2 separate regions of the Homo sapiens genome follow, and region 1 is linked to region 2. Evidence: chromatin loops called from intact Hi-C (ENCODE). Cell type or tissue: A673. All regions are shown on one strand. Each heading gives the region's core, and the rest is flanking DNA. Links, peaks and the distances in the headings are about the cores only.

Evidence for each region. Peaks named below come from ENCODE experiments on the same cell type or tissue, not always from the same donor. Only the 100,000 strongest peaks of a DNase experiment are listed, where the experiment ranks them.
Region 1: a loop joins it to region 2, with 4 times the contacts of the local background. A loop is called at or near these places in 2 of 110 quality-filtered maps.

What each region holds. Positions count from the first base shown.
Region 1 is chr5:103,353,125-103,362,938 of GRCh38, reverse strand. No RefSeq gene overlaps it. Among named protein-coding and RNA genes, the nearest start is that of MACIR, 99 kb to the right of the region's middle. In A673, for the core only: no CTCF peak of the experiment used is centred there; DNase peaks (open chromatin) are centred at 4,138, 4,508 and 5,038; H3K4me3 peaks cover 823 bases; H3K27ac peaks cover 3,384 bases.
Region 2 is chr5:103,424,093-103,433,906 of GRCh38, reverse strand. It overlaps the pseudogene PDZPH1P. Among named protein-coding and RNA genes, the nearest start is that of LINC02115, 110 kb to the left of the region's middle. In A673, for the core only: no CTCF peak of the experiment used is centred there; a DNase peak (open chromatin) is centred at 5,366.

The sequences.
Region 1 (9,814 bases), core at 611-8,610, 71 kb after region 2:
AAACCATCATTCTCAGCAAACTATCACAAGATCAGAAAACCAATCACCACATGTTCTTACTCATAAGTGGGAGTTGAACAATGAGAACACATGGACACAGGGAGGGGAACATCACACACCGGGGCCTGTTGCGGGGGTGGGGAGCTAGGGGAGAGATAACATTAGGAGAAATACCTAATGTAGGTGACGGGTTGATGGGTGCAGCAAACTACCAGGGCACATGTATACCTATGTAACAAAACTGCACGTTCTGCACATGTAACCCAGAACTTAACGTATTTATAAATAAAAAATAAAAATAAAAATAAGATTCTTCTGGCCTAGTTCATTATAGATGCTTCTTTTTTAACATCCTAGATGTGCACTTCGAGGCCCACATCAGTTGAGCAATCTAGGGTCATTATTCTATATACTTTGGGAGATACTCCAAGAAATAAGACTTTGTAGGAATTAATCCTTCCTTCTTGTCTACACTACTCATCTGGCCTCTGTGACTCACTGGGAAGACATTCCGTGAGTTCAAACAACTGGTTAGTAATAATTATTAATTGACCAATACTTAAGTCCAACAAATTGACTAGCTTGAGCATGCACAGCTGGCCGCATGAACTCTCCCAAAGGAAGTTTCCCTGTTGGATTTTCCAAAAATTTAAGGCATTTTTCTGGAGAGAACCATGTGTCTGGAGTTTATTTTCTCCACCATTTCAACAAAGCCTATATCTGCTAGACTTCTGGGCAACAAGAATACAGTATCTTTCCATGCGTCTGTGTCTGTCCAATGTGATTCAGGGATGAACATGGCTCTGGAATGTCTCTTCATCTGTGTCTCCATGATGACAACAGCTGAAGTAAGACATTAAGTCAATCAGCTGATTGTTTTATTTAAACAACCTGAGTGATTTGGGCAGATTTTTCTTCCTCCTTGCCTTGCTGATTGTTTGGAGACTGTTTCAGTAAAGACTTCACGAAATGCAAAATTAAGAATTATAGATGTGATTAGCTTTAATATGATTGTGAAAGTCTAGCTAAAACTGAACTAAACATTACAAACAGTATTTGAATAAACATAACACCAAAATGATTACTATAGAAAGTGTACTAAAAAGGAGAAAAACCATATCGATGAGACTATTTTGTGTCTAGTCTTCCATGTAACATCTTTTAAAATTATCTAACTGTGCTCACTTCTCATGGGTGGCTGTTTGACTGTTAAGGTGGTAGTCCAGTAAAAGGGCTACCAACTTTACCGGCCCACTCTAGGCACCACAATCTTATCTGTATTCACAGACATCCAATTATTCATTGAGGAAAAAATAAACTTCATTGAGAAAACTCTATTGACTATATCTAATGATGGTGATGATCATGAAAATTATTATGTTGGTTAATTTTATGTGCCACCTTGACTGGGCCATGAGGTACCCAGATATTTGGTCAGACATTACTCTGGGTGTTTCTGAGACTGTGGGATGAGATTAACATTTAAATCAGTAGACTGATTAAAGCAGATTGGCCTCCAAAATGTAGGTAGGCCTCGTTCAATCAGATGAAGGCCTGAACAGAATAAAAGGCTGGCCCTCCCACAGGAAAATCCTCCTACCTGGGTGCCCTTAAACTAAAATATCATCTCTTCCTGATTCTACAGCAGCTCCTGGCCTTCAGACGCAAAACTACAGATTTTGGACTTTCTAGCTTCCATAATTGTGTGAGCCAATTCCATAGATAGATAGATAGATCCTATTAATTCTGTTTATCTCAAGAACCCTGACTAATGTGATAGCTATCCTATATTGAGTACTTATTGTGTGCCCACTACTGTGTTATAATCATTACTTCTACCATCTCACTTAATACAACAACATATGAGTTGTATTTCACTCACTATACCCATTTTATACATGATGAAACTGATTCAAAACAGGGAAATTACATTATCAAGTTTGTTGAACTAAGTATAGAGCCAGAGCCTGAAAGCAAATACATTGCTCCCAATGTTTTATTTTTATATATTTATTATTATCCTTTTTATTGTGACAGAAATTAGTAATCCTCATCAAAGATCCATATGCTCCTCTACATTTCCAAGCCTTCTTTGTAGTTAAATTGAGCCATGTGAATAGTGCTGCCCAATGAAATGTGAGCATATGTGACATGTGACCTTATGGCCCAAGGCAATTTAAGAGCTGGAGTGCCTCCATCATTTCTCTTCTGCCTGCTCAACCCTGGAGGACACCTCTTCCATCTGGAATAGGAAAAGCTGAAAGAAGCCCAGGTTTCAGAGTCATGCCTTGGATGAGAGCCACACAGCAAAGTCATTTGAGCCACATCAAACTTTAATTATGAAATAAACTTTTATTGGGCCAACCCACTGATATTTTAGGGTTGTTAGTTAGCATGGCATATGGTATACCTATTAAACTTTATACAAACATGAAATAATGTTTCAGTGATAAGCAATTGAAACATACAGATAAATTTGTGAACAAAATGTAGCATAGCAAGGCTTTGGAAGCAGGCTACAAAATTCAAATTCAAATTCCGGTAAGATTAGAACTTGGCCAAGTGACCGACCTTAGAGGAGTTACCTAGCCACTCTGTGCTTCTCACGTGCAAAACAGAGATTATTAATAATAGAGCAAGTGGTTGCGATGGTCAAAGGAGTAAACATGCCTAAGGCTATATGATGATATATATTAAGCATGTAAAAATATGAACTATGTATATTCAAAATAATTATCATTTGTCAATATAAAACAAATGTTTTTATTATTCACTAAAGTTCATTAAATAAAGAATGAACATGTTTAATGATACTATACAGCCAACACAAAATTAGATTCTGGGAATACAAAGATGAATGAAACATGGTTCTATTTTCAGGGAGTTCACAACCCGTTAAAGTATTGAGCCATGTTAATGTGATTAAAATTTAATAAGCACCATAAAGAACCATTTTCTGAGGTTTCATAACTATGTATTGTTCATGAAAAGTATTTCATTTCTGGTGCCTTTCAGACTGCTATTTGAAAACTTTTGGCATGAATAACCTAGTCAACATTACTGATGTGGAAGAAAGGACATCGGTCTCCCAGTTCACTCCCTAGCTCCTGTTTGTCCTCTCTCCAAGCCATCCCCTAGGCTGCCTCATAGATCTGATTAAGTCATTGTACTACTTGAAAATCTTTGTTCTATCTCTATTGCCTATAGAATAAAGTATTGTATAGACTCACCTGCATGCCCCAAATTATCTGCAGCTAGCATCTTCTTATGTAGAAAAAGAATGGGTGAGATGAGGTAGAAAGAGAACTGGGGTGGAAACCCTGAATACAGTCCTGCTTCTTAATGTCTTTGTAACCTTGTGGGGGAAACTTCTCTGAGTCTCAGATTCCCCATCTATAAAAAGGAAATGTGTCTGCTCTTTGTATCTAACAATTTTGCTGTGAGAGTCAAATGACAGCATAAGTGTGTAAGTGATTTATCATTTATAAAGTATTAAGCACTGTATATAAGGTAAGGCAATCCTTCTCAAACTTTAGTGTAGGGAAAATTTCTCCTGGGGAAGTTGCTAAACACATATTCACCCAGGTGCTTTCCTCAGAGAGACTCTTTATTCACTAGGTCCAGGATAGAGACAGGTGATTTGACTTTATTACCAAACACCCCAAGTGGTTCGGATATAGGCCATCTGTGGGCCACACTTTGAAAACTGCTGATGTAAAGCATCACAAATTCCAAAAGGAAGAGTCCTAACGTAAATGTCTTGACCCAAGAAAGATATATTTTTATCGGTATCTACCCTTCTATTTTTATTGTCATTCTAAAAATGGAAATTGTTGTCAGACTACTAGAAAACTGGAAACAGACATATTTATTGAGAGGCTCAGAAACATTTGCTGAGAGGCCCAGAAAATTTCACAGGCTTTCATCTTCTCATTTTAGTCCTTGGAAAAAAGTAAAAATACATAGCTTTACTCCAAATTTAATGATAAGGAGACTGAGGCTCAGATGTTGTAGAAACAAGTTTCAAATCACTGGTGCCATCTGGAATGGAATTTGAGAACTTTTAAAGTCTGAGTATAAACCCCTCTATTTTCCATTCCTTATGATTGCCTTCCAGACAGAGCTAGAGTTGGCCAGAAGCCAAACTCTGTGAAAGCTTCGTGGGGTGTAAAGGTGGCTGTTATCAGTCCTGATGAGCTTCAACTCACAAATCAATATTTTCCCATTACCAGCTCTGTCTCCACACATTTTTGTATCTGAAACATTGAAAATATCACCTCTGTTAAAGTGATTCCTCCTCTATATTGACCACACATGACCCAAGGCAGCTCACATGTGGTGGAATGATGGCTGCAGCTGGCCCTAAGAGAGCTATCCCAGTAGGAAATTAAGAGGAAACTGATGGTGATAATATTCAGTCACCTCCTTTAGCAGAAATTCCAAATAAAGCTCCATTCTATCTCAATAGTGAGAAATGTAAATAAGGAACTGAGTGTGTGTGTGTGTGCGCGCGTGTGTGCGAGTGTGCGCACACTTCAAAGCATTTACTGAAAGCCCTTTGGCAAAGACAAAATTAAGCAATCTAAAAATCTTAACTTTTGTCACCCAACTAGCTTGCTCATTGTTCTTGGTTTTTGTTTATTTGTTTCGAACTACTAATAAAGGAAATGACACAGGATGATATGGTTTTCTGACCAAAAACACAGATGTCTTAACAAAAAGAGAGCAAAATTTACATCTCGAAACTAGCTTATCTTAATATTGCAATTAATAGCTCTCATAAATCACTCTAAAACTCAGAGGTGCATGATATAGAAAAAATAATTTTTATATACAAAAATCATAAGGGCAAGATATTTTAAGTCCCAATAAACCTTTATTTAAGCCAAGCATTCATACTTTTATTTACTCTTTGGTGCCTGCTTGGAGCCAATCACTTAGTATGCATTAATAGAAAAACTTTCAGGAAATGAGGCAAAGGAAATGAAAGTAATGAATGAATGAAAAGGAAATACAGAAAATACGTTAAATATAGGGAAAAAAAACCGTACACCATGCTATAGCCCACTATCCACAGATTTAAAAAAAAAAAACAAAGCTACAACAGATGTGCAGAAGAAACAGAAATTTTTACTTGCGCTAATCTGAGCTGACAGCTGCTATTAGGGCTGACTCTGTAATACTTCTGTCATCACTTCTAAAAATTTGCTTTTCAAATGTAGAAAGGGGAATTTGAAAATATGAGAGGGAAACTTTAGGGATATAAATTTGGCTGCTGTTGGTCCTGATTTCATCACCTTTTAAACTCTCAATATTTTTCCATTATTGAGGGGCTGCCTCCAGACATTTTTGTATGGAACCTTTGAAAATATCACTTCTATTGTGGTTATTTCTCTTCACTATATTGACCACATTTTTGAAGGAACTCATATGGAATTTTGAAATTCTTGTGGTGCAGGTAACTTCAAATGAATATATTTCAACATGTAAAAGGTCTGTTGACTCCAACAAAGGGAAATATAATGAGAAAATAAATAACACAGGCACTACAGTGAGAGATAGTCCCGACTTAAATAACACTCCCATCACTTTGTGACCTTGGACAAATAATTTAATATCTTTGATCCTCTATTTCCTTCTTTGCAAAATGGGGGTAACTATAGCATCTACCAACATCAAGGGTTAAAGACTATACGCATATGTGTGTGGATATATGTAGATATGGATATATAATGTGCATGTTTGTGTCTGCATGTATATACGTATATGAATGGCTTAGAACGGTACCTAGCATATCATACACATTCTTTAAGTGTTAGATACTGTTGTTACTGTTATTTATTATTAATATTATTACAAAGCTACCATACAACTTAGCCTACGGAACAGACTGGGGCACTGATTAATTCAAAATCTGTGTCTATGGAAAACTTATGAGAAAAGCCCAATTAAGAACATTTCATTTTTTTGCACTGAGGATTGTTTTGAGGAAGTTTAATGTACTGAATGGACTGTTTGGTGTTGAGTGCACACATGGGAAATATGACCATGACTCACCTTGAAGCTGTTCTATCAAAGTCAGTTCCAGCCACAAATCAAACGACATCAAAAATTTTCACAATTTCACATTCTATTTGTGCCAGTCAGGGGGATTTGGTTGGGTTAATTACTTTAATGACACATTTTAATTTGTGCTCATCTAGTATTTAAGCATAAGAGAGGATTCTTTGCTGCATTTTTTGGTGAAGCTTCTTCAGAGGCTGAGGCTAACAGGTGTGGTTTTTCAAAAACTAGAAGGATTGTGTTTTTAGCCATTTTTCTAGAAACCAAAGAGCCATTTTTTTTATCATGAGTAATCTAATTTCATTTTTGTTTTTACTAATGAAAATAGGCATAGGAAGTAAGCACAGCAACAGGAGTGCTATTCATTCTTTCCTCAAAAAAAAAAAAAAACCCTCAACTCTAACACGCCCTCCTCTAAATAGGTCTAACTCTGTCCTTTCTCATTTGTTAAACATTGATTTTTTTCAGCATTTAATGGAATGAAAATTAAGAGGGTCATGTAGTATTTTTTTAAAAAATCTCCACTTTCAGCTCCTTATTTTGATAAAATATGTTTTCAGACTTCAACATTAGCAATTATGTCAGCTCTAGCCTGGGAAGAAATATTGTTTTTCATTACCTCCATGTAAGTCCACAGGGGAAGGACTAAGTATAAGCTTTTATAGAGACTACCAATTGTGTGAATTCTTGTATAGCTTTTTACATTTTTCAGAAACTCAATGGTAAATTTTCCCGATAAATATTTTGAAGCAGGAAAGCCATATCTTTAAATCGAGTGTAGATAGTATTGAGGTTAAAATTTTAACAGTGACCCTTCATTTGCCTTGTCATTTTAGATATCTCAACAATGCATTAATTTAAATTCATTAACAAAAACGCAACTGAAATGCACAGGATAATAATAAGGGAACTGATAGCATTCTTCCTGCCAGATAAACGTGCCTCACAGAAGGCTTAACTGTCACATACCTACAGTTTCAGCTGTTTGAGAGAGTTTTGATAATAGCATGAATGTCAAAATTCAGCTGCCAACACTAAGCTGTCAGCTTTCAAAATGCTCTATATAGTGTTTGTCCCTTAGGACATAAATTCCAAGAAGCAACTGAGCTGCCTTACAACTTGACAGCTTATCCTAGTTCCAAGAGAGCCTTGGATCTGTGCAAATCTAGGAAATGTAACTGCAGCTCTGAGATGAGGAGATGTGATTGGAGCAAAACCTCTTAGAAAATAGCACAGAGGCCATTTGGGTGCTAGATATTCAAACGGCTTTTGAGGCCTCTGGATAATGGAACTAACTTGAGCTACTCTAGTTGGATCACAGCTGGGCAGCAAGCACTTACTGCTTCTGCCAAGATTCTCAAGGTGGAAAATGACATCCAGGGACCAGCTCCTTCCTCCACTGGTGACCCTGGTAAGTAGAAGCAATTTCCCCAATTATGACTGCAATTTCTCATCAAGCATTACATAACCCATATCATTTCATCTTCCTAAAATAAATTATTCATGTCATTTGGGAATTCATCTGGGAGCTGCAGGTCAAATACCACATTTGTTGCTAAATTACTGTTAACTTTTTTTTTCTGATTAGCTGTTTACACAGAATATTGCTTGGATATAACACATTTTCCTCAGTGTAGTTTTTCTGAAAAAAATAAATAAATAAAACACATCTGTATTTTCTTTTGAATCCCCAAGGTCAAGTTAAGGATTATCAGTTGCCCTAAAAAAAGTGCCATCCTCAAAAAATCACATCATATACAAAAAATTCCTCAACTGATATGATCCCACCAAAGTCTCAACTACATGAAATGGCTATTCTATGAAGACAGTATCCACAGTGTGATGGAAAGCAGTCTGACTATGACATTTGTATCCCAGTTCCTCTACTTCCTAGCTGCATGACAAGAGGTAAATTATTTTCTTCTCTTGGCCTAACTGGTTTCGTCTCGAACATAAACATATTGTTAGCGCCAATCTTGTGGACTATTGTAAAAAGTAAATTAATACACATAGAGTGTTCAGGCCAGTGCTAAACATCCAGTAAATGCTTGCTAAATATTAACTTATTTTTTACATTTCTAAAATAATTGTTGCATTATTCTGATTTGATCTTTTGGAAATTCATTATTTTTTGAAAAATGATTAATAAAGAAAGTGAGTCAGCCAACAGTGCAATTAATTACATTACTCCTAGAATGTGTCTCGTTAATCTAACCACGGAATGCAGCCAGTCAAGAGTTGGTAAACTAGATGTCCATGCATGTGCCTAGGAAACGGAGAAGTTGGTAGCTTGCTAGGGGAAGAAAAATATTTGAAAAGCATCGCAAACTGCTGAGTTCCAGGTCCTACCTACCCAGCTACATATCCTCTGAGGGCCTGACCCAACCATCCTATCTCAAGTAGCTCCTGTCATTTTTGTTATATCACTTATTTTCTTCAAAACATGCATAAGTATCTAAGATTATCACTTTTAAAATTGCATTTGTTTAGTCCTTTATTTACTGACTCCCTCACATATTTTTCACGCATTTCTATTTCTACTTCTCTTTCTCATTCACCAAATTCACAGCAAAACATTCCTAGTGCCAATTTGTTTCTCACCACTTTGCAAAAAAGCAGCAATGCATGCAGCATACCTTTGCAGTGTTCTCCTGCTTCCCATGTGAAGCATCAATGCGAATATGCATGTGACATCAGAAGATATAGGCTCTTATCACAGGAACCAGAACTGTTACAGTTGTCAAACATCATTGTCAAACTCCACCCTTATGAGCCCACCATTGTATAAATGGAAGGATAGTTGTAAAAATGGTAATTTCAGTTTTTGTCTCTTCTTTTCAGGTGTTGAGAAATAAAAATGTACAGTCTAAAATAAAACTATATTTTATGATATCCAATTGGGACATTTATCCTTAATAAATTAATTAATAAAAGTTACAGGCAAAAGAGTAAATATTGGCTCTTTAAACATAAGAATCTCTAAGCATACTGGTCCCAATTCAAGAAATCTAGCGATGCCTCTGTGTCATGGGTGCCTGTATTTTCCATCTGCCACAGACTGGCTTCCTCTTTCTTACACTAGAGGATAGGATGACTGTAAGCATAAAAGATAATCTTTGCCCTTAGATTAAGATGCAATTATTCCATGACAACTGTGACAACCAAAATGAGGTCTAGTTTGTTGGTTCACACAGAGCATTCTCATTTTGAGTATAGATGCATTCAGGCAGTTCTTTGCATTGAAATTACTGATAGCTTTTATTTGCAAGAGATCAAATCTAGAAAATGTTTCTATAAGTATCACCTTCCACTTGGGATCAGCAAAGATCCCTTGGTGGTGTTAAGGTGGCAGATGAAAGATCCCAAATGGGTTTAGTCACATGTCCGGTGCCTTAACAAGGATGGCTGAAAGGGGACTGTTAACCAAATCACCTACAAATAGCCTCTCCAGCATGGCAGTCTCAGGGTAGTAGACTTCTCACATAACAGCTCAGAGGTCCTATAGACTATTCCAAGAGATAGAAAGTGGAAGTTACCAATATCGAGGACAGCCTCACTTCTGCCATACTCTTTTGGTCAAAGCACACAGAAAGCCCTCCCAGATTCAAAAAAGGGGGACATTGATATCATACTCCCACCTCTCAATGGGAAGAGTGTCAAAGAATTTGGGGGTGTCTTTACTCTCCTATATAATCATTTCCATAGTTTAAAAAACAACTAGACAGTACCCGCTAGTAAATCAGTGAAATAT
Region 2 (9,814 bases), core at 1,037-9,036:
CTCAAAGAAACAAATCACTCCCTGTTTTGGTAAACACCATATTACTGGAGCCTACTAAAGTTTTTTTAAAAAATCTCATTTCTAAAATGAATGCTTTTTCTGAAGTTGGTTCTAAAATGGACTTTTAAAAAATGAAAATAGTAAAGAAATTTAATATTGCATCTAACACCCACCCCTGCCAATAAAGCAAGCAATTTTTTCTAATTTTTAAAGTCAAAAAGCCATTCATTCTGTTTAAAAAGAAAAATTGCTGTCTTTCTGACAGTGTACTTTGTTACCAAGTGTAAGTAAAAGGAAAACAAAAGCCAGCCATATTCAAAGGGACTACATTTTCCCTGCATAGTCTATTAATGCATTAGCATAGAATAGTTATCAGGTAAAGTGGTAAAAATCCAAATGGCATTTTCATATTTTGTCTGTTAGTAGTGCACTGAAGTGGCTCTTGGGAGGATGTGGGGGATGAGAATAGGAGTGAGCAAGAGGGCTTTAAACATCTAATCATCGCCATTACTCATATTGTCTACAGCCTGTGCATGAGATTCAGGCTGGCCTCAGAGCATGAAGACACTATGAAAAGCAAACAAGGGTTTTGATTTTTTCAGAATCTTCTCCTAGATTGAGATCTGTCTCCTGACCCCCAAACAATGGAAACAAGATTCAGGCCAAGCAATTTATAACCACTAACATGGATTCAAAGGATCACCAGGGAGAACTTATCTTTTAAAGCCAGTCATTTCTTTTCATTGTTAATTCAGTTGGCTCTCTCATATCACTCTATGGGTTCATATTTTAAATGTGCTTTGCATATGCACAAGTAAGGCGAGAAATCATGTATGTTGCAGAAATGGCCAGAAATCTTTATAATTCTTCATGGATTATAAAGGATGCTTTAGTGGTTCTGCCCAAGCAAATACTATTTAATTTTCCTTTTAATATGATATTGCAGGTATCATTCTTTGATACAGAAAATTGTATTTCAAAATGTGTCCTTCAGGTAAAGAAGCTAGTTTGGGCACACAGTAACCCAAAGCTAAACACTGAAAATGAAATAAGAAGATTGCAAAAATGGAAACCAGGAAATCTAAATTCCATTACCAGTCTTGCCATTAATCATTAGCATGTGACCTTAAATTACATATTCTTTTGGAGTCTGAGATTCTTCATCTGTAAAATGAGACAGCTGGACTAGCATTTCCTTCAGACACAAAATTTTCTTGACATCCTTTCAGACATCTTTTCTCCTTCTTATTCTTTCCCTCTTCTCATTTTTTTTTCCTTTTTAGGTGGTCTATATCTGCAAGGATATAGGGTGAGTGAACAGACCCTTAGTTCCAAACAATTAGTAATTGAACTCTAGCCTCCATCCGAAGAGTTCAAGACTTTCTATTTCTGTGCGGAAAATGAAACAGAAAACCGACGGTAAGTCAAGATCTTTGTATTTCTTCTCCTTTACCAGTCCTGAGAAGGCCTTCTTAGCAAACTCTCATCCTTACTTTCCAGCTCCAACTTCACATCTTCAGTTCAATTCTCCCTCTTCCTTTGCAGTCTTCATAGCTAATACTCTCCAGGATTTTTGTCAATGCATCCTTAGATAACTCTTCTAGAAGTGTTTTTTTTTTTTTTTCAAATGGAAAAATAGTCCACAATTCTTCCCAAGGCACTGGCTGACTCAGGCTTCAACATAAAAAATCCACTGTTGCCATAATCTGTAAATATTATAATTTATTAATTCACAGATTTGCTGTTTCACCTCTTTTCACACAACTCTTACTAAAATGTCTATCTGAATTTGGTCAGTTATTTGGTTTTGTTATAAGCCATTGAAGGACACAGGACTTACCTGTCTAATTCATGATATGTTCAGTATCAAGCTTGTCATGTACAAATGGGCACTTAGTTCATAATGATACTGAAATAAAAAAGGGCAGTAAAGTTCACAGAGACAAAGCCATGAGGCCAAGCAAGTGTTCTTTGGTACCTAGAGGATCTCCATCCCTCAAGTCTCCCTGACCTAACTCTAATCCCCGAGACATCCAGCGTCCTCCATCTCCCATCCGTACCTGCAACTGCTTCATGACCATCCCTCACCCCATCCAGTAAAAAGGATCTAATAAAGAAATTCACAGTAATTTGTTAAAACACATGACATGGTAAAACCTCCAGAGATATTTGTGAGAACCAGATACTAACCCAAAGAAATAACACTCTAAAAGTGGAATTTCAGGAATTTCCATCAGGTGATCATTTGGGGGATGGAGAAAGGATCTCTCTGGGCCTTCTCCCATTGCATAAACCTTGCCTGTTCCACTCATTTCTCAAGATGAGCTACAGCAGGAGGATCTTGAGAATAAAACTGCTAGATATGTGGCCAGGATCTTCTTTCCAGAGCTTGTGCTATACAATCTGGGTGACAGATTATGATAGTTCCCTTGAGGGTGAGGCTCCATCCAGCCAGCAGATCAGAGAAAAGGTCAATGAAACACAGTTAACTTCCATCTGATAAAATCCACTGGGTTCTCTAAGAGATGAGGTTGAATAGTTGGATCTCACTGCCAAATCCATAGGGGATTTTATAAGAAACAAGAGTCATTACAGAAATATTTCTAAGCATAAAAGCTGAGTGTCACATAGTACATGAAACTCTGGTTCCACAAAGTAGCCCACTTACACCTAAAGTAAGTTTAAGAAATGACACAAATCATATATCCTGTCAGAGAAACAAAGCACATTAACCAGGAAATCTGAGACAGACTTCCGGAAAGAATACTGGTAAACTGTTTTGGTGTTTGTGTGTGTTTTTAATAACATCTATTAACATCCCTTAGAGTAAATGTTATATAGGCATGTTTCATAAAACATCATCCCATGTTTGCTGAAGTGTCAAGAGTTTAACAAAGAACTATTTTGCCTTTATGGCAATATTTGTTTACTATGTGTTTGATCAATTAAGCTTTAAAGTTAAATAGAAATAATAAAATACTAATAACAATTTTTAAAACCCTATAGCTCAATCACTATTTATAAACATTATACCCTCTTCTGATCCTTTTATATTAGCATATTTCATTACTACCACAACATATTCTACATTTGGTATTTTATATTTTTATTAAATCTAACAATCTAAGGAGCATGGTTTATCCTATTAATTTCAAACTAAATAACCAAGAGAAACAATTAGAAAATAAATAAAAAGATTTTGTAATATTTCTTCTCCCCAGAGTCCAACAAATTGTGTAATGACCAGTCCTGTGTCTATTTTTTTCTGCAGCTGGATTACAGCTCTGAAAGCATTTATCAAAAAAAATGGCTTCCTTTGCATTAGGCTATTCAAGGCTTTATGAATTGACCTCTCGGACAAGCCAAAATGCGAAAGAGACCCTAACTCTTAAAAGGATCTACAAACTCATCACCAACTTGTAGAAACAAACAAAATGTCTATCATTATATAACTTTTCAAATGAATGTTCTTCCAATGTATTAAAACTGTGTGATGAGATTATAATTTTGTTTTTGAACCAAAGCACCGCAGCAATATCGAATGTGACATTGAGGTATACAACTTATATCAACATCACTAATACCCTCATATTTTCCCCCTCAGGCTGCATATGTTAGCAGTAAAATATTGTATGCACTGTACTCTCTCTTTTGAGAGCATAAGTACAGTAAAGCTTATCTAATTTTATCTTTTACATTCCTTGCTAAATGTTCCATTTTGTGCTTAGGCTCTTTGCTTCCTAGAATGTCTTTAGGCCATGATGCAGGAAGCTGATATTTGGGAAAATTAAGATCATGAAAATAAAGTGGCTTAAAAGATAAATAATTCATCCAAACAAGGTCGTCTTTCCGCCACCCCCCCCCCCTTTTTTTGAGATGGAGTCTCACTGTGTTGCCCAGGTTGGAGTGCAGTGGCACTATCTTGGCTCACTGCAAGCTCCACTTCCCAGGTTCATGCGATTCTCCTGCCTCAGCCTCCCGAGTAGCTGGGACTACAGGCACCCACCACCACACCCGGCTAATTTTTTATATTTTTAGTAGAGATGGGGTTTCACCATGTTAGCCAGGATGGTCTTGATCTCCTGACCTCGTGATCCATCCGCCTCTGCCACCCAAAGTGCTGGGATTGCAGGCGTGAGCCACCATGCCTTGCCGTTCCTCTCTCAAGCCATTTACAATCAACTGGCCCAAGTTCCTCCCAAGACTTCCCAGATGAAAGAAAATAATAGCTATTGCTAAAAATAATAAAATAAAGAATTAGGCTGAATTTAGAGAAGAAAACTCAAAGACATGGGTCTTATGTACTACCTGAATTTCTATCACGGTGCAAACTAAATATAAAAGAAGAATACTCTTCTCTTGATCCTGAAAGTAAAATACAGAGAAATTCAAAAGAAACCCTAACCATTGATTTCATTTCTCAGTGGAACAATCTCTATGTGTATCCAAAATATTGTGATGTACTCAGAAGTCCCATGGCCTAACTAATGAAACATGAATCACAGATTTCAAGAAGTTCAGCTGTAAGATTCATATGCTCTGGAGAAACTCACAAAACTGAAAACTTGTCTTTTTATAAAATAATAGTACTGTGTTTCAAACCTCACAAGGACCTCATAGCTCAACCCCTCTTCTTTGCAGAAGAGGCTCAAGGAGGTAATTTGTCTATTGAAGATGAAAAAAGTTGTTAATGGCAGAATCAAAACTGAACAGGTCTTCATCACTCCCTCCAGTGTTTTCATACTCATTCTACTCCTTATTGCACCCAAAACAATGTGGTATGGTTTCACAGAGATCATGAAACCACTCACTACCCAAAGTTGTCAAATACTTTCAGTCTTTAGGTAAGAACTGACACGTCTCGATTCTAGCAATAAATCTTGCTTGTATTTCTACAATCTCATGGAAGGACTTCATGTTAATTCATATTATATACTTTTCCAGAGTATTAAATGTGCAAAAGATATGGAAATGCATGTTATTTTCCCTATACTTTGCACCTCTGCCCCACCAAAAAGACTGAAGTCCTCAAAAAGATGGCTACAGCTTGCAGCTGTTGTTCACCACAACTCAGATAAAGGAGGCTTGTGCGTGTGTAAGGATGTGCTACTCAGTTCATGTATTAAGAGAAGCTGCTGAAATGAACTGATGCCAAAAAAGGCATGCTGTCATGCTCTGACCAACTTAATATCATAATCAGAAAATATTCAATTAACAACAACAGATAGCCCTCTGTTCTGAAAATGGTCCCTTTGTTCTCCCAGTATTTGCCATGATAATAATGAGGTCTTTCAGCAGAGGCAGCATCAGTAACGTTCATGTCAGAAACCTGGGGCTCACACATCCGCTCCCCAGCGGTGCGCTCTGCCTTTCTGGACCCTGGCCATGGAATGCACAAACTGTGCCGTTACCAGGCAGCCAGTTAGTGGCCACAGCTAACTGTAACATTAGCAGAGCTTTCCCTTGAAGGAGAAAAACAAAGCAACTACCTCAGAAAATGTGAATACAGTTTTCTCTGAATCAAGCATCCATATAAATCACTTGAAATTGAAAGGTATCGGTCAGGTGCAATGGCTCACACCCATAATCCCAGCACACTTTGGGAGGCCAAGGTGGGCGGATCATGAGGTCAGGAGTTTGAGACCAGCCTGTTCAATATAGTGAAATCCCATCTCTACTAAAAAATACAAAAATTAGCCAGGCGTTCTTGCGCATGCCTGGAGTCCCAGCTATTTGGGAGGCTGAGGCAGGAGAATCACTTGAACCCAGGAGGCGGAGGTTGCAGTGAGCCAAGATCGCACCACTGCACTCCGGCCTAGGTGACAGAGTGAGACTCTGTCTCAAAAAAAAAAAAAAAAAAAAAAGTGAAAGGTATCAACATTCAAAGTTCAGAGTCACTGACCCAAAACTACTGTTTCTGTTCCTGGACAGTTCTAGAGATTGAAATAGTCTCGGACATTATGCAAAAATTTTGTTATTGAGCATTTTTATGTTAAGAGGATTCTTAGCTTTTATATGATTCTCAAAGAGACATGTGACCCCAAAATAATTTTAGTTCTAATTTAAGAACATTTCCCAAAATCCACAAGTTTCCCATCTCCTACAGATGCAATAGGAAGGTAAAAGTGCAAGACCAGTCTTCTACATAGGCAGCATCTGACTGCACTTTTAGGGCTAGCCTTTTGTTAAATCAAGGAGATCTCCTGATGAGCCCAATAATCAGTTAGCCAATAACTGTTCACTGAACAACTACTGTGGGCCACAGTTACTGGCTGCTACCAGCCTACTACCATTAAGGAGAGTCAGGAAAAAAAATTCCAATCATACACTCAGTAGCCAGAGCATCCAAGTTCAGATTTTAGCTCTGCCACTTCCCGGCTGTGACCTTGGGCAGGGTACTTTAACTTTCCTTGCTTTAGTTTCCTCATGCATCGGTGAGGTTAATTATAGTACCTGCCTCATATGCTTATACGAATTAAATGAATGGTGTATGAAAAGCTCTGAGAGAGTGTGTGGCCCCACTGAACTCTATTTTCAATATCATTAGCAAGGATTTGTCAGTCCATATACAGACCTCACATCACTGTGTACAGCTTTGGAAGGAATACATCTCGTCTCTTTCATGTCACTGTCTGCTGGTAGAAAGGATGGAAGAGAGATCCATCAGGGTTTCTGTCTTAAGAGGACCTAATAGAGAGGGCCAAGTGTAGTTTCAGACTTTCTGGGTCAAATGCCACATAATCTTGCCATTTAGAATCCACAGCCTATGGTTGTCAAAATTCTGCTAGCCCAACTCCTTGGTAAACTTGGAAGATTTTCCATCAGTATTCCTAGAAGCCCTATCCTAAATCCAAAATGTTCTCAGAAGGTCCCTGCAGGGCCTAAGTAGTACTGGTGTAACTCTAATTCTTGTTCTGCCTCATCTATTGACTTAACGTGCAGATTAGAAGGAAAATCCCTCAACTGTTTGGTGTTTGGGTTTCTCAGTAGAATTATGTTCTATGAGGATAAATGAATAAATATCAAACAACACAATTATTTCTTTCCTTAAGAAGGGAACGCTAAAAGCAATCCATCTATTTTGTTTTTTGTCTCACCTACTCAGCCTGAGAAAATTTTCTCAATGACTCCTTGTCTCCAAATCACTTCCCAACTTATTCCTGGGTTTGGAACAATTTTTATCCCCTCAATTTTTGAGGGAAAAAACCCCACTTTCTCCAGAGAGATTTAGCTAACATAGTAGAATTGTGTTTTCCATCCAAGTTTGCCCAAGAACCATGTAAAACTCATTTCAGCAACATGTCAAGCAATTTTTTAAAGTAATCATTCATTATAACAATAAACTTACATCTTATATATGCCATTTTATGTACATATATTTGGTTGAATGAATATCCTTTCATGTGTCTCCAAATCTGTCTTTTAAAAATGGAATCCATTCTTAAGAGAATTTTTATGTCAGTGACTCTTCACAGGATATTAGCCTAAAGCAGAGGAATACTCAGGATGCACAAAGTTTTGAACATACTAGTTTAAAATATGCTAGTGGGTTATTTGATCAACCTTTTGAAGCAGACTAGGAAGGATCTTGGCATTTGTAATTATTGGTTTAATATCTTCAGGGAGGTAGGAATGTGTCGATCCTGCTTACTCTATGCCCTGAAGCTAGCACAATGTACAACATACACTAAGCTTTAAATATTTATCTAGTAAAAACATAAACAAATGAATTCCAGTTATAGTTACTGATATGATCACAGATGGAATTTGAATCTGCTAACTTTGAGTTTATATTCTAATTGTAACAGGACTTTAAGGATGAAAAATTACAGAAAGCTTTTAGGGAGAACTTGAGCCTAAATATATTATAATTATGAAGAAATGGTGGCATACACAGCAGGGGCAGCCTGAGCAGTGACTGGAGCATGAGAAGAAACTCACAATATCTTCTCTCTCTGCTCTATTACTCTTTGTGCATCTGCTTCATTCTTTCTCCCTGCAAGTTGACTTTAGTTGATACAGAGCATGAGTACATGAATCATGAGTCTTGAGCCATTTATGCTGGAAGTTGCAAATTTTTGTGTGAAAAATCAGACCTTAACGATGACCTTGAGCAGGATATAAATAACTCCCACAAGCTTAGCGTTCTAATAATGGAACACTAGGCATAAATGGGTTAAATCCTAGTGACAGTCACAACCTCTTATCAGCACCCACACATATTCATAAAACCTATGGCCAGAGAATGGGGTAGCAAAACCTTTGTAGCAATCATATCTAGGATCAACATGTTAGGGTCAGTTACTCTGCATAAGACCAGTAACAACAGCAAGGGCCTACCCAGTAACGCTTATAGGAGAACCAATCTCAAAAAGGGAGACTCTCCTTTACCAAACATGAGAAATAGAAGCCTTCATAGTTCCAAGGGACTTTCTCCCTCATGGAAGTAGATGCTGTCAATCCACTCTTTCCTAATTCTTACAAGTTGAGTTTCTTGGCTTGGATGGTGAGACCCAGATTGATACCTATGCAGCTGCTCTTCAAGTTGAATACTATCATTTGCCATCAAAGAATCTTGAGTGATTAGGGTGACCATATAATTTTGCTTCTAAATCAGAACACTTTGAGAGAAGACACTATTAATAATTATACTGGGACAACAGATGTAAGCAGAGAATGTCCCAGGCAAAGTGGGACATATGTCACTTTATGAATAATTCACAAACTGGTATTCTCTGTTTCCACATCCACATGGAGTAACATGATTTTAGTTGATAGCTTCGAGTTTGTATGTTCTCGGGTCCAGGTCCTTGTGAGACAATAATTTCTCTCTTTCAATCCCAATTCCAACAAACCAAAAGACCAATTACTTGTGACCAAGGAGATGAGGTCATATTATACACACATATATAAATAAACCCTGGGAACTCTGCAGCCCTAACACCGTGTGTATTTGTTTTTTGGAGTATAGCGTGGGGAAGGAAGGGTTACAGTTCCAAAAAAAAAAATAAATAAATAAGTTTTTAGGAAGCCAGCTGTTGGGATTTTATCCTGCTTACATAGGTTTAAATACATAGGTGTAGAGAAGACCTAGAAGCCAAAGAATTCCCATCAAAGTAACTATACAATTTAATGAGCTAGCTTGCCACAATTCTATGGATGCTTGAAGAAGACACAAGGTTCCTATGTCAGAGACAAAGAATTTTATTACTCATAGCAAAAGCAGTCACTACCCACCACTACTAAGCTGTAGCCCATAACACTGTTTCCAGCTCTGACACCAACTGGCTGTATTATCTGCAACAAGTCATTTGGCTTTTCAGATATTTAGTCCTCACCTTTATTTTTGCACTAGGTAGACACGGCCCAAAATAGATTTCAAAACTATTTTAAGCAACAGTTCTTGAGAAACTATTATTTTTACTGGGCTCATAAGAGTAGAATCAATTACCCCACATATTTAAAAGGTTACTATGTTACACAATAAACTACAATTTAGTTTGAGATTATAAAGAAGGTATCTGTAATTAAAAGTTATCTGTAATTAAAGTTATAAATAGAAAACAAGATAAAGTGGGCATTGTTCAAATAACACTGGATTCAAAACTTGACCTTTTGTAGAGTCCCGTTACTGTGTTGATTCAGCAGAAAAGCAATGAAGTGTTACATTGTGAATGTGAGTTTGAAACAGGAACCCTCTTGGGTAAATGCCAGTGAACCACACCAAATCCTTTATTTTTTTAAAATCGCCCTCTCAGATTTTTCCAACTGATTATACATATTTGTCCTTTATGCTTCATCAGTTTCTCAACTT